Linked DNA regions of Homo sapiens: regions 1, 3 and 4 are each linked to region 2. The links are chromatin contacts, found by Hi-C or POLR2A ChIA-PET in ENCODE. All regions are on one chromosome and are shown on one strand. The core of a region is the stretch at or near the end of the contact, and the rest is flanking DNA. Distances in the headings are between cores, read along the strand shown. Region 1 holds the start of WDR5-DT (WDR5 divergent transcript). Region 2 holds the start of TSC1 (TSC complex subunit 1). Region 3 holds the start of BRD3OS (BRD3 opposite strand). Region 4 overlaps RAPGEF1 (Rap guanine nucleotide exchange factor 1).

Region 1 (5,818 bases), core at 584-3,083, 1.2 Mb after region 2:
ATGGTGCGATCTCGGCTCACTGCAACCTCTTTCCTGGGTTCCAGCGATTCTCCTTGCCTCAGCCTCAGCCTCAGGTGATCCCGACCTCAGGTGATCCACTCGCCTCAGCCTCCCAAAGTGCTGGGATTACAGGCGTGAGCCGCCGCGCCCGGCCGGATTTTCTCATTTTTACTAGAAGGTTCTATCTCCTGGGGGTGGGGTGAGGTGGTGAGACCAATTCACCTGGAAGTGGAAGCTGGGAACTTGGTTTGAGTTCTGAGGGTTCTGGGGTCTCGCCCCTTATCTTGCTTTGCCTGGAGGGCTGAAGGGCTGGAAATATTTTTGTTTTGGGGCTGGAACCAGGACTGCAGTTTGGGAGCCGGTGCTAGGTTGGAAGAGGAGGCGGGGTCTGGTAAGCACTTTAGCCGAATTGAGCAGTGGGAATTAGGGAATTGAGGGCAGTGGGAAGCTGGTTCTGAGTTTTAAACTGGGGAGTGACAGATCAGAGCTGGATTTTTAGGAGTTTCTCTGTTTGGAGGTTTAGAAAAGACCCAGGTGGGAGGTAGGGCTGGGGTGGGGAGGGAGAGAAGTGGACGATCTGAGAGCTGAGGTGGGGTGGAAGGAGAGCAGCGTGTCACGGGCTCGGGATTCCGGCCCAGGCGGCCAGGTGGACGGAGATAAAGATGCGCTTCTTCATCCGAACTGGGTTTGCTAACCTGTGACTGTCACCACTCCATGCTCCAGGGCACCTGGCCCAAGGGATCCGGCCTCTTGGGCACACAAATCCATATGGAGCCCTGAAGGACCAGACAGGGACCTTGCCTTCTCTGTGTCCTTCCTGGGAAGGGGACTCCAGACCAACTGCCAGTCTTCCGGTTCCACCTCTCTGACAACCGCTCACCTCACCCTCCTTGGCATTTTTATTTCAAATGCTCTATCCCTTTGTTTGCATGGGTTCCTGTGTCATATTCTGTGTTCCCATTTTTAATTGGAGAATAAGGGACTGTATGTTATTCTACCCACAGGCCTAGCTGAGGGGATAGGGAGGCCATGCCTACCTCCAAGGCTCTAAGAAGTGAAGCAGGCGGCGAGAATGTGCAGTCGTTGAGGCCAGAGGACCGGGCCTCAGCTTCTCCTTAAGCCCCTGAGTCCTCCTCTGGGGACCACCCCCTTGTACCTGGAGGTGAAAATGCCCGCCCAGGAGGGAAGGGCTGGCCCCGGGAGAGCCCGCTGCGAAGTGAGTTTGCGCACTGCGGAGCGGGCGCGGGTGACTCCAGAGCGGCCCTGCCAGTCCGCGGGGCTGGCGGGGAGCAGGTTCGTGCACCGCGGGCTCTGTGCATGCAGAGGCGGGAAGAGCCCCCAGCCCGGCAGCCGGCCCCGCGGGAAGGCGCAGCCCGGGCTTCCGAACCCTGTGAACGCGCAGGTTCCTGGTCTTCCAGATGGGCAGGAATCGTCCTGCCCGCCCGGGGTGGGAGGCCACATGGGGGCACTGCGCCCGGGCGCGGCCCCAGGTGCTTTCCAAATGCCCACTGCCGCTCTCATCCGTACCAGCGATGATCAAGAAGGGGCCTGGTCGCCCGGGGAGGTGCCCCGGCCCGAATCGACTCCGGAGACAACGCCGGGCGACGCCACCTGCGCAGGTCCCGGAGGGCCGCTGGTGTCTGTGTACAGGGCGTGCTGTCTGTGGAAACGCGAGGGCACACTAGCACTTTCCTGTATGTATTATTATACTTCAGTTTTTAGGAAGTGCATTAGAAGGGCCTGCACCAGTCAAATTCGGGGATTAAAGCTTTTAAGCGGGAAGCGCGCGCCCCGTGCTGTCCCTTTAAAGCGTTGGGCCGGCCCGAGGCATTCTGGCCGCTGTCGCTGCCCGTAGCGCTCCTCCGAGAGGCCGGCTTTGTGAGCTCGCCCCGCCCCCCGGACACCGCCCCCTCCCCTCGCGCACGCGCACTGCGCCCCCGCCGCCTGGCGCCCGCCCGAGCTGCCGCCTTGTCGAGCTGAGTCCGCGCTCCCGCCCAGGCGGCGGCCGACGCGACGCCCCGAGCGCCCGGCCCCGCCGCCGCGGCCCGGCAGGTAAGCGGGCAGCCGCCCGGCCCGGGGAACACAAGGCGGGCAGCGGGGCGGCGCCAGAAGCTTCCAAACCGCACCCGGCCGCCGCACGTGTTCCCCGCCGGGCCTCGGGCCAGGCCCAGCCCCGGGCGCTGCTCCCGCTGCAGCGGCCCCGCCCGGGACCCCCGCCCCGGCCCCTCGGTGGACGGCCGCGCGCGCAGTTCCCTCCACCCGGTCCGCCCCCACTCGCGCCCCCACCTCCGCCTCCCCGGCGGACCGCTGACAAGGCCAGAGCGCCGGCACTGGGTCCTCTTTCCCGCAGGCAGCGTGCCCGGCCTCACATCGCCCCTCTCCCTCCACTGCCCCTTCAGGGAAGGACCCCAGACCCACCAAGCCACTCAGTCCCTGGACGAGGTGCGCTTCCCCTCCTCGTAGAAACGCCCCCAGCCCGCTCCCGCCGCTCACCCCAACCCGAGGCAGCCAGGCTGCAGCTCGCTAGGTGGGGTCCTGGGGTGCGGGTCCTCGGTCCTGAACGGTAGGCCCACCGTGCCTCCTCGCGCGGGGCCGCAGACCTGTCCTGGCCGGTCTGCGAGAGCCATTTTGAGCGGTTACGTTCCCGGACCAAACAGAGGTCGGCCTGTTACATCGCTAACGACACTCCCTGCTGTCTCGCTTGCAAGTTTCCACTCACCCCGGTCCGTTTACCCATCTCCTCAAATGCTAGTTTAATCTGTGACCTGGGCAGGTGCTGTCCTAGCCGGTGGGGAAGACAGGAAAGCGAAGGACCCAGGCGGGGAGCCTGTCCAGGATCTCAGATAGGGAGAGCCAGGTCCCCACCTCTGTTGGGCCGGCCACCCGGCTGGTGTTTAAGATGCAGATTAATTCCTGTCTTTGCACACAGTATGCTTTTCTGACTGCATGTCACAGGCAGATTCCTGGGCTCCACCTCAGGGACTGAGGGACTCAGGAATCGGCCTGTGGCATGCAGTCCAGGAGGGCACACTGAGGTTTGGTTGCTCGGCTTCAGGTGGTCAGGCTTACCTGGATGAAAAGCAGTGGCTGCTAGGAGGAGCCAGGCAGCATCTGGTCTAGGGGCCGCCAATTCATCACCGTTCCCGTAACCTTGGCCCCCGCTTTCCTCAAGATCAAGTCTCCAACCTTCCTGTTCTCTCAAAAGGATTGTTCCACAGAGACACCTGAGTGTTCATGAAAATGCCAAGCCTTGGCCCGGCGCGGTGGCTCACGCCTGTAATCCTAGCACTTTGGGAGGCTGAGGCGGGCGGATTGCCTGAGGTCAGGAGTTCGAGACTAGCCTGGGCAACATGGCGAAACTCCGTCTCTACTAAAAATACAAAAGATTGGCCGGGCGTAGTGGTACGCGCCTGTAATCCCGGCTAAACTGGAGGCTGAGGCGCAAGAATTACTTGAACCCGGAAGGTGGAGGTTGTAGTGAGCCCAGATCGTGCACCTGGACTCTTTGGACTGTGTCTCAAAAAAAAAACAAAAACAAAAAAAAAACACGCCAAGCCTAGACCCCACCGACGTAGAAACTTGGTGGGTGTGTTGGGTCAAGAAATTGCATTCCCCGCCACCCCCCGACGGAGTTTCACTGTTTGGCCCAGGCTGGAGTGCAGTGGCGCAATCTTGGTTCTGCCTTCTGGTTTCAAGTGATTCTCCTGCCTCAGCCTCCCGAGTAGCTGGGATTACAGGGACCGACCACCACACCCGGCTAATTTCTGTATTTTTAGTAGGGAGGGGGTTTCTCCATGCTGGTCAGGCTGGTCTTGAACTTCCTGACCTCGTGATCTGCCCACCTCAGCCTCCCAAAGTGCTGAGATTACAGGCGTCAGCCACTGTGCCCAGCCATCATATTCTTAAAAGTCAAGTTAAGGTTGTTTTGTTTGTTTCTTTTACATGTTCATGTTTTTTGAGCCCAAAGGTTGGGGCAGGTTGGGCTTGAGCTGGGAGGGGCTGGACACCTTTTTTGTAAGACCGCCTATCTGTTGTTCCTCCTCTGAGGGTGTTTCCAGGCGTCTAGACTCACCCAGGTGAGTTGATGCTGACAGGAGCTGCTCGGCCTTCTGAGCTGCCTATTTCGCCTTCTGTTCCTCTGGTGTTTCGCTTGGGTAGGGCATGGGCACAGTTCACTCAGCTCTGGCCCTGGCCTGGCTGTCTAACGCTAGGACTGTTATAGTGGACTTTGCAGCTTTTTGCTTGGATTTCCTTAGTTCCTCTCTCTCCCTGTATTTGTCCAGCCTGCCAAGGAAAATGCAGCAGTTGGGTTAAATTGGCATGGCTAGGTTGCACTAATGACAAGTACCACGTAGCTGGCATTTACCGAGGACCGGTTTTGTACTGGCACTTTGTCCCCTGGGCAGCGCTACAGGGCCTGCCCCTCCTCTCCCCCTCTCTTGTACTGTACTCGGCCCTAGATGCAGCGTGATCCATCTTTGCGCAGGGAATCTTTGCTGCAGGTGAAATGGAGCGGTGGCCACACCTGTTCTCTGCAAAGTGGGTGTTGTAATTTCTCTGCCTTCCTCTTGGATGAAGACTTTGAGACATGCTTTTTAATGCCTTCCATTTCGCGTTAGTGTTACAATCAGCCTGTGCAAGATTTCAGTTCCAAGCTCCAAGCTAGAATTTACAGTGTGTAAACTCATTAGATTGATGGTAGTGCTAGCTTCTGGGATTCCGATGGCCAGTGGTATTTGCAAGCATGTCTCAGTGGCTTTCCCTTTTAAAAATGCTGTCCCTCCTTTCCAAGTAACCTGTTGTGCTTTTATGAGATGTATTGAAGTAATGAATCTATTCCCATGGTAGAGGAAACTAGCTGCTTACTGTACAGATTTGGGATAATTTTCATTGTCAAGGTGAAACCGATTGAACTGCAGTCTTTTTTCGTTCCCCTGCAGTGTGAGTCCTGCTCGTAGAATATCGTTGGTGTACTTGAGGCTGCTTTTCCAGAAGGCAGGATGTGGAAATTCCAGCAGGCAGAGCTGCCTCTGGCTTGCTCTCATCTCTGTGTTTTGTGGCTCCTCACTGAGTGCGCGAGCCCTGTGAGCTGTTAGCATGCTGGAAGGCAGCCTCGGGCCAGCAGCCTGTGCATGGAGGCACTGGAGCCCCCCCATGAGGCGTAGACCACTGGGTGCCCGTGCTTGTGTTTTCAAACGTGGCTGTGAACGTGATTGCGTCACTTGGGGTGCATTTTAGGATTTGGATGTGATCCCAAATTTCTACACCCTGAAGCTCAGTCTTCTGTCATTTGGCGTGTTAGCTTTCTGTCAGGAAACCTTTTGCTGTTCTTTTTTTAATGTGTCCAGGGCTCTTTGAAGAAAACTGCATTTTGTTTGCACAAACTGCTGCATTCTTACAGACTTCTGGATAACAAAATAAGAAGCACGCTTGAGGGTGGGGTCTTTCATTATGATGACAAAAGGGGAGAGCGCAGGGGTGTCAGCGGAGCAGCTGGAAAGTATTAGCAAGGACTTAGGGGAATTAATAGGGTCCTCAATTTGGAATGGTTTGTTTGCTACAGGGCTCAATATGGTAGTCAAATGTTTTTCTTTTCATCCTTTTTCTTGGAAATCAATTTTTTAAAATATAGTTTGTTTCTTGGCTCCCTGTTCTGCATCTCGCTCAACAGACTGCCTCTGTCACCGGGTCCCTCCACCCTTGTCTCCTGTGCGGCCAGCGTCAGAGCCATGGCGACGGAGGAGAAGAAGCCCGAGACCGAGGCCGCCAGAGCACAGCCAACCCCTTCGTCATCCGCCACTCAGAGCAAGGTGCGTGC
Region 2 (5,915 bases), core at 3,416-5,915:
AACCACTGGTCTAGGAAAAAGAAGGATGAAGGTAAAAAACATTCATTCATTAATATACCTCCTTTGAGGTTCAAAAGGAAAAAAATATATAGAGTGCATAAACCTTGGGGAAAAGGCCCAGTGGAATTCTGCCAGGTGCTAAAGGTACCAGCACAGACCGAATGCCAAGCCTGACAAGCACGTAGCAGGTTACATACCTGGGTACACTACAGAAATTTAACAAAGTAATTTATAACCCAGACAGTACATAAGGCCACCTTCTGACTTGGGCCTTTCCTGACTACTAGTTAAAAAAAAAAAAAAGTTTTTTAATAAAGCCTAAGTCCATTTTTAGAGCAGTAATCTATCTAAAATGATCAGCTGGGTTTCAAGCTGCGTCCATAAATTACCTGAAGCCATATCCAAAATCCCATGTCTGTATGAATTTTTTTGGTGATGATGGGACATAAAGGGTAGAAGAGAAATTTGGTCCATAGCTTCCCACAGATTTTCAGAGGGCAACTGAGTCCACACACCTTCCCACCACCACCAAAGTTAAGAACCACTGACCTGACCTGTGAGTTAATTTATGAGGTCAGCAGATGAAGCAGTTTATCACAGTGGAAGACTAAATGTTTGGGCTGTGGAGTCAACCAAAAAGGTTCATATCCCAGCTTAGCCACTGAATAAGTGACTATAGGCAACTTACTCTAAGCCTGCTTCCTCTTCCTATCCTGCCTCTTAAGGCTGTAAGAAGTTAATGGGGTATCAGACATGTAAAATACCACAGTGTTTGGCACATGAGTACTCAAAAAATATAAACTTTATTATAACAATATTACTACTTCACAAAAATGGATTGCTGGGTACATAATGCTTAGCAGTCTATCCATTTAACAACTGGTATTTGAAACATTGATACAACCATTGTATAACTTAAAATGGATACAGTTCAAGTTTGTTACTATGCTCTGTGAACTACTCAAAGTAGCAGAGTCTTAATGATTGCAGACATTAAGGTCACTGCCTCTGTTCTTCCTACAGCTCCCCTCTGTGTCTTCCATCACATCACCCACAGAAGGGCAAAACTGTCCTTTGTTACTCCAACACTTCTGGGCCTCTACTGCCATCATATTTACTTAAGAGAGTGACCTGTGAGTTGTAGGGCAGTAACTACTATGCTTTATTTTGGACTAAAGCATGGTTTTTAAGACATTTTACTTATTAGATGTAAATCTGAATTCATTCAACCGTAAAAAGTATTGTTATCTTTTGCTGATTCCATGTTCATAATAAAAGTTAGCACTGAACGAGAGAAAGGACAAGAAGAAACTGACAAGGTCCTGAGACAGTGTATTTTATACACAGTATATAAAATTTGCATTTTTATTCTCTCCCATGAAAACAGACATAAAGTTACTAATTTCTAGCAACTACAGTCTTAAAAAGTAAACCAGAGAAAGAATAATCTCAAACTGCTGACAGTTTACCTCTTTCAGATGAATTTAAATGGAGAATGAGTATTTCATGCTACCCAAATTATATTAGTTACCAATTCATGATCTGAGATTAAAAAAAACAAACTCAGTGTTTGAGTGTATACTACATATACACATTTCAAGCAAACAGCCACAGATTTTAACGCTATTAAGTACACTTTTCTTTCACGCCTTCAGCTACTTAAATGACAAAACCAATGCAAAGACTAACCTTTCAGAGATTTATAATATGGGAAACTTATAGGGAATTACCTTTTCAAAGAGTATTATGATGTAAAGGAAAGGATAAATGATAAACAGATCTTCACCCAACAGGGTAGGCTCAAAGTCACCAATTTGCTTGGTTTTTATAAAACCATTAACAGGTTGACTCAATCGATTTAGTCAGAATATTTAAATGACACCCCAAAGGACTTTAAATCACAGAAATGTAGGCCTAGAAATACTCATTAATTTACATTCCAACTTTTACTTCACAGATGAAGACACAGGCTCACAGAACTTAAGTGACCCACTGAAGGTCAAAAGCTATCTGACTCTCTAGAAAAGCCTGAAATGGTTGAGATATTGCTATATTTGGCTCATCGGCATTCAAGAATATCCAATTAATTCCAGGAAAAGCTAATTTTAGTTCACTATGGCCCTGGAACCCAGAAATAAACATACCTGTAGCCAAACAAACTTCAAATGAAGACAGAGCTATAAGAACAAGTCAGCTCTAATTCAGAGCCCAAAATTCACCCACCACTACACAAATAAAAGGCTACAAGCTATTTTAAGAAATACCTCTGTGATAAATAATAAATGAAAATAGCCAGAATGATACTTGAAGCCAGTGGTCCTCAACCTCCGGTGCACATAAGAATCAGTCTTCTTCCAAAATATATATACAAGGTGTCCGAATATGTAGGTCTACCTAGTATAGTGCCAAATATCTGTACATCAAGGTTCTCATGAGCACTAGGGTTTCAGATCTCGTTTCCACCAAGTTCATTATTCTGCAAACATTACATATAGAGGTATATATTAGATTTGCCCTAGTAAGACTGTTAAGTTTCATCTCACGAATGAAACCAGGCATGCACAGAAGGCATCATATTACACCACAACAGTAGCAGTATCAGTTTTTACTCTTAACCCAGTGAGGAAGAGGACAACTGAGTCACAGGACCTGAAGCACTCTAATTTTATGGAAACAAGAAGGCTGGTAGCCACCTGCTTTCTAACCAGGAATTTAGGAACGTACCAAGTGTTTATGACACCAGGAAATGCATGCAGCAGAGAAAGTTTACATCATCTGCCCTTCTAGGCACGTGATATAAGAGTGTTTTGGATAAGATATTAACTTTAGTAAGAGGATATTTTCCGTTTACATCTTCTATAAATACCCCTTAAGTTTACACCAGGTGGTTAGAGGAAGATTCTGCAGCTCCCTAGGGCAATAGCAAAGAATGTTTCACTGTTTCTGAGGAGCCTCATTTGCCTGATGCATGACTGTTAAAGGTGCATTTCCCTACACAACCCTAAATCAGTTTTCACATTTGCATATTCCAGATTTACTCAGGAATGTTCAATTTAAGAATCACAGGTGGTTGCTCGGTAAATCAAAGGCTCCCCAAAGATTAGGTTTTATAATGCTTCCTGAAATTTACAGCTCCACTTTGCCGGCCTGTTTGAATTCAGATGACTCCAAGTTGATCCCAAAATTATAAATCAAAGTATCTCAGAAGAGTATTATTCTATTTTAGCACTTTTATAGCTTACTCTATGCAACGTGAAGTGTTATTTGTATGCTTTCTATTTAAAAAAAAAAAAAAGCCAGCAAGGATTTTAGCAGGACTTCTTTCTTCAGTAAACTCATCAGTTTTATTAAACTATCAAATACTTTTTAGCCTAATTTAGACTAACAAGTTCACATGCACAACACTGCCATCCCAAACAAAAGCTAAGGCGGATAAGCCAAGTGCATCCCCCCACTTCAACATTAAACAGACACACGTGCATAAACCTTGGCTAAATGATAAATTTTAATCACTTACAGGCCAGCTTTGATCAAATAACAGATAAATTTAAGAGTCATATCTTTGGAGTCAGTCAGATCCCAGCAGTTCCAGTCCTGGCTCAGATACAATTGGGGTGTGAACTTAGGCAAAGTACCCTGCTCTCTCCGGGCCTCAGTTTCTTCATTTGAGAAGATTGGAGGTGTTAACAGTGGCTGCCTCTTCTCTTTGTCGTGAGGACCAAAGGAGATAATGACTGCCAAGCACTTTCACAGTGCCTGGCACACAGAGAGCACTCCATTAACGTTAGCTGTTGTTCTTAGGAGGACCGCGTCCCCTCCCAAGTCCTCACCACACATCCAAAACACACAAAGCAAAACTCTTTAACAGGAAACACAAAGAAAGAGCTTTAATTCTACAAGGTCCCTCCGATTGCAGGCTCTTCATCCTCCAGTTCCTCAAATGAATGAATGAACGCCTAGGAGGGGCTCTGCAAATAGCTGTCTCTTAGGAATCCCCTTTGCCCACTTTAAGGTAACTGTCTTTCACCACCAATTAAACACCCACAAGTACACCCAGAGCGAGTCATGCAAATTTCAGCGGAGACACCGAATCCAGGCGAGTCCTTGATCCCCACAGGCGACCTCCATTCATTCTCCACGCCCCTATACCCCGACCCCTCTCTTTAAGTTCTGGGACCAGCCCCACCCTCGCGACCCTTCCCCTCCCGCCAAGCGTCTCTACCCTGCCCTCCGCACCTAGCGTGAACCTGTCACCCCACCAAGTGAGGGACTGACGAAGGGGCCCACCTCGCCCCTGCCCGAGGGACCGAGGCCCAGGGTGCAGCCGTCCCCTCGGGGGCCAAGGAGGGGCGAAGTGCTCCGTCCGGCTCGCCTCTCCTCCCCAGGGACCCGCCAGTCCCGGCCGGGCCAGCCGGAGATAGCGTGTAATAAGAGGGAGGGGAGAGCTCTCCGAACCCCCCTTCCCCGGGATCCCTACCAAGCAAGTGAGTCTCTTGCTCCAGCCCCTCCGAGCCTCCCCGGCTGGAGTCATGGTGCCGGGGCTGCCCCAGGAAGCCCCCATAAAAAGGAGGGGGAGACACCCCCATACTCACCCACCGTCTCCTCCCCCTCAGCTGTTTACCTCACAGTCCCTCCAGCCTACAGGGCGCCGCCATCTTGGACGTACAGCACCTCCCCCGTCGTGAAAGGGCCAAGGCCGACGGCGGCCTCCGCCACGAAAAAGAGTCCCCCTCCGGACCTCCCCTCCTTCTCGAAAGGAAGGATAGACGGCCGCGCTCGGCAGCCCCGCCGGAAGGAAGAGGCTCTTCCACTCATAACTGACGATGTGGGTTGGACGAGAAAAAAAGTAAGGAGGGTTTTTATGGAGGGGGGCGGGGCCGGGCGGAAGGATCCGAAAGGAGGCTGCGAAGAGATCTTGTGACTCCGCGAAGGAGGCAAAAAGAAGGGCCGGCGCGGCGGGAGGAGCCACGCGAGAGCCCGAGGGGGCGGGGCGGGCGGTCACGTGACTGGCGGGCGGGGGGACGCGGCGGAGAGGCGTAAACAAGCTGGCGGCGCCTGGGTGTGGTTGGAGCGCCCTGCCCCTGCCCCCCGAGTCGTTTCTGCCCTTCGCTTGCGTGGCGCCCTCCGAGGGTCTCTCTGTGGGCGGCCTCAGAGCAGCGATCCTGTTTCCCAAGGAGCTGCTGGGGCCCGCGTGGGTGAAGGGCCTGCTTGGGAGCTTTGGAGTTGCAGCTCACCTGGGAAGGGGCGGAAAGCTGCGGGCCAGGGCAGCCCTCCTTCCTGGGCTAAACATTTTCAGAAGCCCGCCTCCGGGATTGCGGGGGACCCCCCTGGCTTCTGCCTTCAAGTAGCTCACACTTCACACCTACTCATGACATCTAGGGGAAACCAGCCCTAATAGGAGACAGCTTGAAAATCAGAACGCCTTATTCCGTTTCCTGCTGAAACAAGGCTTTAAGTCCTCCAAGCCTCAGTTTCTTCCTCTGTGAAATGGGCATAATGACATCTGTGACGTGAAGAATCAAGGAGATGAAGTATGGACAGCGTTTAGCCCAGAGTCCTGCGCCTAGTAAATGCTCACTCACTAGATAGGTGGCCTTTATTGCGAGGCTGAGTATGATGGGCTCCATCCAGCACGAACACAAAGCCCTGTGAGAGGAGGCAGAGTGAGATGAAGTCGAACTGTGGGATATGAAAGGCATTTTGAAGGAGTAGGCATCAGGTTGGGTTTTAAAGGAAATGTAGGTTTTGTGAAATACTAGGTCGGTGCAAAAGTCATCACGGTTTTTACCATTAAAACCGCGATGACTTTTGCATCAACCTAATAGAACCAGGCGAGGCGGCTCGGGAGAGAAGGCCATTCCAGGCAGAGGGAACCAAAGGAGCAAGAGCCTAGGGGCAAAAAAGTGTTGGGTGAG
Region 3 (5,920 bases), core at 1,333-3,832, 1.1 Mb after region 2:
CTGAGATTGCACCATTGTACTCCGGTCTGGGCGACAGAGCGAGATTCCATCTCAAAAAAATCAAAATAAAACAAACAACAACAACAACAAAAAACAACCTTTTGTGCAACATAAGAGGCAAAAACCAAAATCCAAAACGTGAGGTTACAAAATTGACTTATCTCTAAGTTTTATGTATTGAGCTATCAGCTATTTAGGTATTTGTGAACCATCTTTGATTCAGAGGGTCTGAACAAATTTTATCCCTCGAAACCAGCCCTTACAATCTCATGCGTTTACCTCTTCTGCAATTGTCCCTGGGCCTAGAGGGAGGGTGTTTGATATCAAATCAGATTGGAGCCAATGGGATTTTAAATCATTTTCAGATTCTGGAGATATCAGGTAGAAAAAGAGAGGTAATCTTCATTTTTTACTTAATTGTTGTAGCTATAAAATAGCTTAAAAGGAAAAACAGCTTTTTGACTCTGGAAAACAAAACATAAGTAAATGTTTCGAACAGAAATATAAGTCCTATTTGGTTTTGACAACGACAGGAAAAGGAAGCTTACAGGTAACTAAATATTCAAATTATTTAGTTCAAGGCATAGAACAAATTATATTAGCTTAGAGGCAATTTTTTTTTTTTTTTTTTGAGATGGGGTCTCACTCTGTCACCCAAGCTGGAGTGCAATGGTGCAATCTCAGCTCACTGCAACCTCCGCCTCCTGGGTTCAAGAGATTCTCCTGCCTCAGCCTCCTGAGTAGCTGGGATTACAGGCGCCTGCCACCACACTGGGCTAATTTTTTATATTTTTGGTAGAGACAGGGTTTCATCATGTTGGCTAGGCTGGTCTCGAACTCCTGACCTCAAGTGATGTGACCGCCTAGGCCTCCCAAAGTGCTGGGATTACAGGCGTGAAAACCGCACCCAGCCAGATAGAGGTAAAAGTGTTAAATGGGTCTTTGAATACAGGCCTGTTCTTGTGTCTCTTGAAAGCAGTATAACTTCGGTTGCTGTCTTTTCCCAGGTCGGAAGACTGGGAGATCATGTAAGATTTAAACGTTTTCAAATTTGTTGAAACTGATTTATGGTCCAGCATGTGATCAGTTTTGCTAAACGTCCTGTGTAGGTACTTGTGAAGAAAGTGCGAGGCAGGCGGATCACAAGGTCAGGAGTTCGAGACCAGCCTGGCCAATATGGTGAAACCCTGTCTCTACTAAAAATACAAAAATTAGCTGGGCGTGGTTGCCGGCGCCTGTAGTCCCAGCTACTCAGGAGGCTGAGGCAGGAGAATCGCTTGAACCTGGGGGGCGGAGGTTGCAGTGAGCTGAGATCGTGCCACCACACTCCACCCTGGGTGACAGAGTGAGATTCCCTTTCAAAAAAAAAAAAAAAAAGAATGTGCGTTCCACAGCTGTGGGCTTAGTGCTCACACTAAGCATCTTCCTTGGATGTCTGTTATGCTTATTTTCTTTTTTTTTAGAGATGGGGTTTTGCTGTTTCGTCCCAGCTGAAGTGCAGTGGCATGATTATGGCTCACTGCAGCCTCGAACTCCTGGCTCAAGGGATCCTCCTGCCTCAGCCTCCCAAGTAGGTGGGACTCAGAGGTGAGCCACCACACCAGGTTCCATTATGCTAGTTTTCTTAATTGGCATTGGAGAAAACCATAAAATTAGGGGAAAAGGGTAGATACTAAAAGAGTGCTATTGGAGTATGATTGGAGGTGGAGTGAGAAAAGGAAATAGACCTTGCTTTCATGGGGCTGTTGAGGAGTCCAAATGAGCAGTATAGAGGCCTGGCTTGGTTGGATGAGATGGAGAAATTCAAGACCTATTTTTGAGATAGTAAGCCCGGACATTTAATTAATTAAAAATAATTGTATCAATTACTGAGAGTAAGAATACTAATAAAAGCAGTAACAGCAGTGGCAAAAGTAACCACACAAGCAGAAATACGAAAACCAAGATGATAAGACCATACAGTCCGGCAGTGTCTTACTAACAGGGTTGTGGGCGTCCCACTCCTTCTCTTCATCCTCCTCCAGCTCCTCCTCCACGTCTTCCTCCAGCTCCTGCTCCTCTTTCTTTTCCAGTACCTCCTCAGCCCCTTCTCCTCTGCCAGCCCCTCCTCCCACCTCCGCTCCCAGCCCCTCCTCCTTTCCCAGCCCCTCACCATCCAGCCCCTCCTCCTCCATCTCCTCCTCCTCTCTCAGCTCCTCCTCCTCCCCCAGCTCCTCCTCCTGCTCCTCCTTCTCCTCCACTCCTCCTTCTGCTCCTCCTTCTCGTTCAGCTCCTCCTCTCCCAGCCCCTCCTCCTCCTCCAGCCCCTCCTCCTCATCCAGCCCTTTCTCCTCTCCCAGCCCCTCCTCTCCCAGCTCCTCCTCCTCCTCCCTCCTCCTCCTCCAGCCCCTCCTCCTCCAGCCCCTCCTCCTCCAGCCCCTCCTCCTCCTCTTCCAGTTCCTATTCGGGGCGGGCCCAGCCCCTCCTCGCGGAGCGATCGATGGCTTGGGCTCGTCGCACACGCCTGCCCAGCCTCTGCGCTCGGCTCGCCAGGCCTGCGGCGCTGCCATGGAGACACGGCCCAGCGGCCGCCGGCCCCGCCCTGGGAGCCCCGCAGTGCGTCGCGCCGCTGCCCGCATCTCCGAGGCCCGCGACGAGCGGTGACTGGGGCGGGCGACGTGGGGGACCCGGGGATGCGGGCAGACGATAGGGGGCTGGAGGATGGGGCGACCCAGAGCGCGCGGGGTCTGGGGCGCGGGGATGGGGGCCGCGGGCCACGCGACGGGGACCCCAGGGTGCGCGCAGGTGGCGGGGACGCGCGATGGGGGCCCGGGAAGCTGAGGCTGACCTAGCGCAGGCATCCCAGGAGGGGAGGTCCCTGACGCTGCGCAGCTGGGAAGGCGTTCGGGAGTGGGTTGCGATGCTTCCCTGTTTGTTTTCTCCTGACATCGTTTTTGTTTGGGTCCAGGGGCCTCACGGGAGCTGGATGCTCGGAGCAGCAAGGCGGCCCTGGGGGCCCCTTCCGGTCCCGGGGCTGACGCCTGGCGGCGTCTCCGGGAACCCGCGCCCTTTCAAGCGCCGCTGGCTCCTGTTTCACAGATGGAGACCCTGAAGCCCCAACAAGCAGCCTCCCCAGCACCTCCCAGTGACTGAAAAAGCTGGCACTGGGCGCCCGTCTCACTCTCCACCCAGCTCCCAGGCTGCCCCACGGGACGTAAGTAGCTCGATCTAGGCCGCTGACCCCCAGAGACTTGATGCTGCGCTGCAGACTGCCGCCGCTGCCGGGGCGCTTGACTTCCCCTCTCCTGACAGCACGTTCGTTCCTTTGCAGCAGCACCTTTGGGGAGAGACGAGACCTGAACAAACGCTGGGGCTGGATCCCCAGGGTGGGTCAGAACAGCCGTTGCCCTGAAAGCTGGCCCGGACAGATGCGTGCGGGGCGTGCCACCGGAGCTCCTTCCAGCTTGCGTCTGGGGCCACCATGTCCCTTCCTCAGGGCACTGGATCCATCTCTTCAAGCTCAGTGGTCCAGGCCATGGTGGCAGAATCACCCCCCAGGGTGTGACGCCTCGTCCCTGTCAATTCCACACAGCTGCACCCGGAAGAGCTGTGGCCGGGCGCCGCTCTGACCTGTGTGCGGTCCCCTGAATGGGTCTCAGGTGTCTTCAGAATGGTGAGGCCGCCTCATTTCCTCACCACACAACCCTCCTGAGGACGTTGCCTGCAAATGGGCGGAATTCCTAATTTCTACCATTCAGTTAAACGAGGGATCCTTAAGCCCCAAAGCTGGGAAAGCTGTCCGTTAATTTAGTGCGCGTGGGCCGTCTCAGAACAGCAGGGTTCCCAGGAGTCCAGCGGGACGGGGGAGGGGATGAGTGGCCGTGTCCCCCTGGCAGAGAAGGCCTTGTCTGAAGGCTACGCCCGCCTCCGGTACAGGGACACCTCCTTGCTCATCTGGCAGCAGCAACAGCAGAAGTTGGAGTCGGTGCCACCTGGGACGTACCTGAGCAGGAGCCGAAGCATGTGGTACTCACAGTATGGAAATGAGGCCATCTTGGTCCGAGACAAAAACAAGCTCGAGGTCTCTAGGGACACAGGGCAGTCCAAGTTTTGCACAATTATGTAATTCCGATGTGAGCACCTGAACCCAGGACCACACTTTGAGGAAAACAGACCTGAGTTTCATTCAGTTGTCTTGTTGATTTCCAATCCTTGCTGGAAGATTTTGAATAATGAACGTGAAGATCAAACTGTGGTGTAAGAACCCAAGAAGCGCAGAATTGGCCCCCGAACCCCTCAGCACAGCCGCGGTGTGACTGGTGCACAGGACACTTCCCCTCTAGAGTCCCCTCCGTGGTCAGCTGTTGTGACATTTGAATTCTCCAGGTGCTGCTAGGGACAGCATAGGCCCGGGCACTGCTAGATGCTTGGTTTAAACCAGGCCAAGAGTAACCCTCCCATCCCCATTACAAACCACCTTTTCAAGTTTTTTAGGTTTTAGTTTTTTGTTTTTAGCATAAATGGCGGAGTAGCAGCAGCATCTCACCAGGAGCTTTGTCGCATTACATTTTGTATTTTGCTTTTTTGAGACGGGGTCTCACTCTGTTACCCAGGCTGGAATACAGTGGCACAATCACAGCTCACTGTAGGCTCTATCTCCTGGGCTCAGGTGATCCTCCCAAACTCAGCCTCCCAGGTAGCTGTGGCTCCAGGCGAACTACTGTATATAGAGACAGGGTTTCCCTATGTTGCCCAGGCTGGTCTGGTCTTATAGTCCTGGGCTCAAGCCTCCCAGAGTGCTGGGATTACAGGCATGGGTCACCGCACCAAGCCCGCATTTATATTTTGAGTTACCAAAATGATCATCATCTGTGAAGCATCATGGTAGCTTCCAAGCATTTGCGGCCCACTGGCCAGTGCATCCAAAACACATTCAGGAAACCCGAGAGTTGTAAGTTGCACATGTGTGGCCTACAGTGACTTCCATGTAGTAACAGGGCTGAGCAAGGCAGGCTCTCCACCAGACTTAAAGCATTCAACCACTCTGCCCCCAGGCCGACACTGACATGTGTTCACTGTCGCTGCCACAGCTGGCCACCTGTGTTCAGTCTCCATGAAGGATTCACCTTCTGCTCTCACTGACATCTCCTTGGCTACACAAATGTGCAGGTGTCTCTTGTCAAAGCTAATTTTTCTTTTCTAAATAAACATCCTTTAATACACTCCTCCCCTTCCTCACACTTATTTTTATCCTTGTTCGTAATATCCTACTTGGCTTCCCATTTTTTATAGCAGTAATATGTAATTGATTGCTAAAGACTGCAATACACAAAGGCATAAAGCAAAGCACAAGTGCTCTCCGTGGGGAGAACCCGGCCGGCAGCTGGGGATGCGTCCCACAGCTCCTCAGCATGCACACACGGTCACGTGATTCTGACGGCCTCATCCTGCACCATGCCTCTTGTATCCGCCATTTTCTTTCTTGCTCAACTGTACAGACTGGGCATTCACTTAATGCTTTTCTTTTTTTTTAAGAGAGTCTCACTCTGTTGCCCAGGCTGGAGTGCAATGGCACAATCTCAGCTCACTGCAACCTCTGCCTCCTGGGTTCAGGCGATTCTCCTGCCTCAGCCTCCTGAGTAGCTGGAATTACAGGTGCCTGCCACCACGCCTGGCTAATTTTTCTATTTTTAATAGAGACAAGGTTTCACCATGTTGGCCAGGCTGGTCTCGAACTGCCAATCTCAGGTGATCTGCCCACCTCGGCCTCCCAAAGTACTGGGATTACAGGCGTGAGCCACCGCACCCGGCCCACTTCATGCTTTTAACCTCTGACTCGCAGCTCTCCCGTGAGCCCACAGACGGGCACAGTGACAGCATCCAGGTTGTCATCTGTGCAAACAGCATGTTCTGAATGTGCCTGTACTCTGTTCGTGCTTCTC
Region 4 (5,951 bases), core at 667-3,166, 1.3 Mb before region 2:
GGGGGCCACCACAGCCACTCGGGTAGGGGACGGCGCCGACTGTCTTTTCTTGGGTGGCAATGCTGGTGGAGGACTGAAACAGACCGAAACGTCCAGGCAGACCAAACCACACTCACCAAAGCTCTTCAGCGTGATATTGGGGTACAGGATGTGGGGTTCTTTCATTACTAGACTCTCCACACCCAATGTTCACACTTCAACTCCTGCCTACTCCCCTCCGCCAAAATAAAACCTGTAAATACCAAATGAACAAAAAAGAACAACCCTTTCTTTTTCTTTCATAATAAATCATACCATGTCTCCCTGGGCTGAGGGCACAAGGAGGCCTTCAGGAGAGCTCAGGGTGGCCAGCGAGGGCCGGCGGGGTGGGGACAGCTCCAGAGTCAGCCTCCCAAGGGGGGCCAAGCCCTCAGCGCTGAGGGGAAAGGGCCCGAGCCCTGTCTTCCTCCCTTTCTTTCTCATTCTGCCATGGGAGGCACTGGACAAATAGGAAGGTAATTACCTATTATCAACCACCCGAATGCCAGGCAGAGGAGGCTTGGGGGGCGCGACCTCTTCATCCGTGGCATCTGGGAGGAGCTCAGTTGACTGTGACATCCCAGTCGTCTTGTTTAGGATCTCTACCTCGCGGTCTGTCAGGGGGAGCTCTGCTGGGCTGGAGAATTGGGAAGAACTTGGGGTTACAGAAGGTCAAAGGCGGGACAGAGCACACACAGGCCCTGAGAGGGTGAGGACGTGACCAGGAAGAACACAGTGGGTGAGGTGGGGCTGAAGAGCAGGCTCCCTGGATATAGAACCCTGGGGTTCTGGTTTGGTTGCTAATGAGCTACTGGAGCTTGGCTGTGCCCCCAACTTTGCACCTCAATTTCCTCATCTGAAAATGATCTAAGGGTTCTCTAAAATGCTCCAGGCCGGGCGCAGTGGCTCACACCTATAATCCCAGCACTTTGGGAGGTCAAGGCGGGCAGATCACTTGAGGTTAGGAGTTTGAGACCAGCTTGGCCAAGATGGTGAAACCCTGTCTCTACTAAAAATACAAAAATTAGCTGGGCATGGTGGCGTGCACCTGTAGTCCCAACTACTTGAAAGGCTGAGGCAAGAGAATTGCTCTAATCTGAGAGGAGGAGGCTGCAATGAGCCCAGATCGCACCACTGCACTCCAGCCTGAGCCACAGAGACTCTGTCTCAAAAACAAAAAAAAAAGCTCCAAATTTATGTTTTATATTTTTACCAGGAGCTTGGAGTAGAGATGAATATAAACCTTTACAACCATCCATGTCATCCTCAGTTTACTCTTGATCAAACAAGAGTGCTCTCAAGTCAAAGCACCCAAACCCAAGCCTTTAAAAGTTCTTTGTCATTATGAAACGAAGCTGCCCAGGAAAAGCACTGGTATGTGTCACTGGATGCGCTCACAGAAGATCCTTGGAAACAGTCATGCTGAAGGGTAAACTTGAGACAGGGCAATACTTCAAGCCTGTGTGAAATATACACACACTGCTAACCACTGAAAAAGGAATATGGGCCTCCAGCAGCCCACCCTCATGCTGCCCACCCCACCGGGCCCTATCCTTGTCAAGTGCAGACTTTGCCACTGAGCGTGACACCCGCGACACGAGGGTTAGTCAGCACCTACCCATCAGGCTTGCTGGCAGGGGAACTGGGCTTCACGGGGCTCGTCGGAGACGGACGTCCCTGCTTCTCGATGGTGAGCCTGACCAGCTCCTACCCCCACAAGAAAAAGGCAATGAGCAAAGCTCCCGTCACCACTGAGTTTCCACCAGAAGGCAGGCAGGTGCTGTCTGTCCTCTGCTGCTGAGTCTCATTTCTGTGCCTACAGATTCCCCACGCACCATAAACGCAAGTATCACTTGCCTTAGGTAATCTGCATGACTTCCCAAATGTCCCCTGCCCTCCAAAAATACCTTCATGGCATGTCAAGTTTCAAATGCGTAAAGGCACTTCCTCTTGGAAGGGGAAATGGCAAACCCCAGCCTCTCAAAATGATTGTTTATCACACAAATTAAAATACTCATCAGAACAGGTTCCCAGTCAGTTTGTTGGGGAATAACTCTGTTCCTAGTTCTCTAAAGCCATTAGATCATATGCACGATGATGGCATGGGTGGTTTCCCAAGGCGAGCTGGCCACAGGTGTGGTGGAGCTGCTAGCTGGTGGGGGTGGGGTGAGGGCTGGCTGGGATCCTTGTCAATGGAGAGGGAGTTAAGGGGAGATAACCCAGCAAAGAAATCACTTTAGAACCATTAACTGAGAAAAACAGAAAAGAAAAATAGCCTTTTTCAAATCGTAGCAAAAGAAAAAAAAGGGAAGACATAAGTGCCCATGTGTTTTTTTTTTTAAATTAGAATGCATTTTTTCCCAGTTTGATGAGTTTTGACAACTGCATATACCCAAGTAAGCGCCACTAAAAACACAAAGAACATTTCTATCACCGTCTCCAGCCAATCTGCCCCGCCCCAACTGTTTAACTTCTATTATCATAGATTACTTTTGCCTGTCCTAGAACTTGATATAAATGGAACCATATCATACATACACTTTTGTGTCAACCTTCTTTTTAAAAACAGCTTTATGGATATATAACTCATATGCCATTAAATTCACCCATTTAAAGTGTACGATTCAGTGGTTTTTAGTCTGTTCACAGAGTTGTGTGACCATCAACACAATCAATTTTAGGACTTCTCATCACCCCATAAGGAAGCTCCGCATTCCCCTCGACCCCCAGCCCCTGGCAGCTGCCAATCCATTTCCTGTCCGCACATCTTTGCCTGCTCCGTCCCCCGAGCTCAGCGTCAACAGCTGTGCTTCGTGTGGGCGAGGCGCCTGCTGCTCGCTGCCAGCAGTGTTCCCACTCGTGGATGCACCACAGCTTCTCCCTCCACCTTCCTGTTGCTGGACATCTGGCCTGGCCAGGGCCTGCATGTGTGTGATGAGGGGCTTCCAGGCTTTCAGCAGAAAGCTGTTTCCAAGTTACAGAGGAGGTGGCAGCGGATGCCAGTGGGCAACACAGTAACCAGAGACCCTGAACCAGCGGCTGCCAAGCCTCTCCAGACTCAAAAAAGCACCACACACAAAAAAGGCAGCGTATGCTGCAAATAAGGCAAAGAGTCAGTTACCATCCTTTCCAGCGCAAGGGTTCTTTCGAAAACAAAAAAACTAGAAGGTGAACACGCCGAAAAAAATATCAAACAAGAAATTTACAGATACCAATGGTCAATAATCATAAGACATTCACCACCTTGGATGGTAATAAAATAGAAACTTCCAGACATGGTAGGTGGGAGCACCACTTCAGACAGCCTCTCCAGAGGGATGACTTATCAGTATATATCAAAAGCCTTAAATATTTGCATTATGAGAATTTTGCACCAGGTGCAGTGGCTCATGCCTATAATCCTAGCACTCTGGAAGGCTGAGGCAGAAGGACGGCTTGAGCCCAGGGGTTCGAGGAGCACTGAACTGTAATCACACTCCAGCCCAGGTGAGAGAGGTGAGAGATTGAGACTCTCTCTTTTTTTTTTTTTGAGACAGAGTCTCGCTCTGTCGCCCAGGCTGGAGTGCAGTGGTGCGATCTCAGCTCACTGCAAGCTCCGCCTCCTGGGTTCATGCCATTCTTCTGCCTCAGCCTCCCGAGTAGCTGGGACTACAGGCACCTGCCACTGCACCCGGCTAATTTTTTTTTTTTTTTTTGTATTTTTAGTAGAGACGGGGTTTCACCGTGGTCTCGATCTCCTGACCTCGTGATCCGCCCGCCTCGGCCTCCCAAAGTGCTGGGATTACAGGCGTGAGCCACCGCGCCCGGCCAAGACTCTGTCTCTTAAAAAAAGAATCCTGTCCAAGAAAAATGTCATGAATGTGTGCAAAAATTAAACCACAAAAGATGGTTATCACAGAATATACATAAGATTACGTATCATTAATGTGGTAATTTTGAATAGTTCAACATCCCACAATTAAATATTTGATAATATGTATCAATTACATAAGTCATGATAGAACCAGACAATGGGCTGACCATTACGTTGTTATTAAAGACAAAGTCACAACAAGAATATGCACTGTATCGTGGAAAGATGCTGTAATACACTGAGTGGAAAAACAGTTCTAGGTGATATGCTGGTTTATATTGCACGTTTTGTAAACAAAGCCAAATCAAGAATATATGTAATACAAAAAATATGGCTATGAAACACCCTTTTATCTTGTTCTTTTTCTATTTTCTAAATTTTCTGAAATGAACATATATTACTTCTGAAATAATAATTAAACAAGCAACCCCGCCCTCCAAAATTAAATGCATATATCAAACTCTTGGGCTCAAGTGATCCTCCTACTTTGGCCTCCCAAAGTGCTGGGATTACAGGTGTGAGCCACCACGCTCAGCCAGGCATATCCACAGATGCAGGTTCAGTGTTACCCTACTCTGTGACAGTTGTTACCCCATTCAGATGTCTATTCTTGAAGAAATGTGGAGAAGCAAAATCTCTAAGAGCCAAGTACTAGCAAGAAAGGAGAACCTTAATACTTGCATGTTAGCACAATTTAGAAGTTAATATTTAAGGGACAGCCATCTAGCTGGTGATTACAAACAGGACAAGATGGAGGAGGAGAGACTACACAATCAGTGAAGAGAGCAGTTAGAAAAGAGGCAGCTCCCTTGCACCCTACCGCCTGGAGGAGGGAGGACGGTGGGAGAAGCAGCTCTTCCTAAAAGCACAACGCCAGGCCCCAAAGAGGAGCATCACGGCCTTAGAGGGAGTTAAAGAGCGCCAGAACACAGTGCCCTGGATGCCCCACTTTCAGATTCACTCTTCTTTACAAGCAGGGCAAAAGGAACAGAGAGAAGTCTGTGTTGTTTGCATCTGTTGATACAGGAAAACATTCCTGGTTCTTCATTGATTCATGAGCAATTATAATTAGATCGTCATCTTTCTGGAGAGGCAGCTGTGAACTCAACTAATGAACAATGGCAAAACAATCCTGGAATGACAGGCACACATGTGCAGACATGTGCCCAAATTCAAAGATGACGTCATGATCCCAATGACGCTCCCTACACTAGCTCGCGTGGCCTAGGCTTGAAAAGACTATAAAAGGGGCGGGCTGCTTTTTAAATTTACCACCTATCTCCCTGCCTAGACAGAAGGTCTTTAGTCTTGACTTGCCTTAACTATCACAGAGGAGAAACCTTAAAATGTGCACATATCTGGCTACTGTGCTAACACCCTAATCTCATTGAAAGTTGACCATTTATAATTTGGCATGAGCCCAACACCTCCTACTGAAGGTAGAATTTTTTGAGAGGGATGTCAGACTTTTTAATTGTCCTGAGGCACGAGTTAGAAAAGACTGAAAAAGGCCAGACGTGGTTGCTCATGCCTGTAATCCTAGCACTTTGTGAGGCCGAGGCAAGTGAATCACTTGAGCCCAGGAGTTCAAAACCAGCCTGGGCAACATGGTAAAAATCTGCCTCTACAAAAATTAGTTGGACGTGGTGGCATGCACCTGTGGTCCCAGCTACTCCGGAGGCTGAGGCTGGAGGATTGCTTGAATCCAGAAGGCGGAGGTTGCAGTGAGCAAGATTGTGCCGTTGTTGCACTCCAGCCTGGGCGATAGAGTGAGACTGTCTCAGAACAAAAAGAAGAAGAGACTACTCTAGAGTCTATGTCTACAGCAGTGACTGGAAACTGCCGACTGGTCACTGAAAATCAGTTTTCAAAAGTCAAAAACGGTATTTGGAAAAGTAGCTCTCCAAATATGTAATACTTTATTTCCATGTTCATTTTATTCATACTGAAAATGATCATAGGTCGGGCGCGGTGGTTCACGCCTGTCATCCCAGCACTTTGGGAGGCCTAGGTGGGCGGATCACTGGAGGTCAGGAGTTCAAGACCAGCCTGGCCAACATGGTGAAACCTTGTCTCTACT

What was found. Hi-C counts contacts between places; a loop is a spot of excess contacts on that map. ChIA-PET counts read pairs that join two places held with the same protein, here RNA polymerase II (POLR2A). Pooled maps may share reads with other maps.
Region 1: a map of CD4-positive, alpha-beta T cell shows a loop between it and region 2 (9-fold over the local background). The contact joins the promoter of WDR5-DT here to the promoter of TSC1 in region 2. A Hi-C loop is called at or near these places in 1 of 168 maps with a recorded cell type or tissue (CD4-positive, alpha-beta T cell), 1 of 37 single-sample maps with no recorded cell type and 8 of 50 pooled maps.
Region 3: a map of ascending aorta shows a loop between it and region 2 (4-fold over the local background). The contact joins the promoter of BRD3OS here to the promoter of TSC1 in region 2. A Hi-C loop is called at or near these places in 1 of 168 maps with a recorded cell type or tissue (ascending aorta), 1 of 37 single-sample maps with no recorded cell type and 14 of 50 pooled maps.
Region 4: a pooled map shows a loop between it and region 2 (5-fold over the local background). The contact joins the enhancer-like site here to the promoter of TSC1 in region 2. A Hi-C loop is called at or near these places in 3 of 50 pooled maps. POLR2A ChIA-PET finds 5 or more read pairs at or near these places in 2 of 52 experiments (T-cell and activated T-cell).

The regions. Positions count from the first base shown.
Region 1 is chr9:134,134,149-134,139,966 of GRCh38, forward strand. WDR5-DT (WDR5 divergent transcript) reads right to left here and starts at 1,834. Exons shown (of 2, transcript NR_186420.1): 1 at 1,038-1,834. WDR5 (WD repeat domain 5) reads left to right here and starts at 1,934. Exons shown (of 14, transcript NM_017588.3): 1 at 1,934-2,052; 2 at 5,672-5,810. The coding sequence starts at 5,730. RefSeq lists enhancers at 975-1,084, 1,991-2,915 and silencers at 1,275-1,444, 1,885-2,064.
Region 2 is chr9:132,939,951-132,945,865 of GRCh38, forward strand. TSC1 (TSC complex subunit 1) reads right to left here and starts at 4,666. Exons shown (of 23, transcript NM_000368.5): 1 at 4,593-4,666. MIR548AW (microRNA 548aw) reads left to right here and starts at 5,757; the gene lies at 5,757-5,821. It also overlaps a transcript of GFI1B not described here. RefSeq lists silencers at 4,274-4,333, 4,394-4,453, 4,984-5,063 and enhancers at 4,538-5,271, 4,584-4,883, 5,244-5,383.
Region 3 is chr9:134,022,899-134,028,818 of GRCh38, forward strand. BRD3OS (BRD3 opposite strand) reads left to right here and starts at 2,583. Exons shown (of 3, transcript NM_001355256.2): 1 at 2,583-2,638; 2 at 2,947-3,192; 3 at 3,310-5,920. The coding sequence starts at 3,850. The coding sequence ends at 4,104. RefSeq lists silencers at 2,017-2,146, 2,457-2,876.
Region 4 is chr9:131,628,600-131,634,550 of GRCh38, forward strand. RAPGEF1 (Rap guanine nucleotide exchange factor 1) reads right to left here. Exons shown (of 27, transcript NM_001377935.1): 6 at 1,637-1,725; 7 at 503-655; 8 at 1-73. Among named protein-coding and RNA genes, the nearest start is that of PRRT1B, 86 kb to the left of the region's middle. RefSeq lists an enhancer at 184-933. Within about 2 kb of position 1,917, at least 12 of the 41 ENCODE cell types and tissues checked have a DNase peak (open chromatin) inside an H3K27ac peak, as active enhancers do.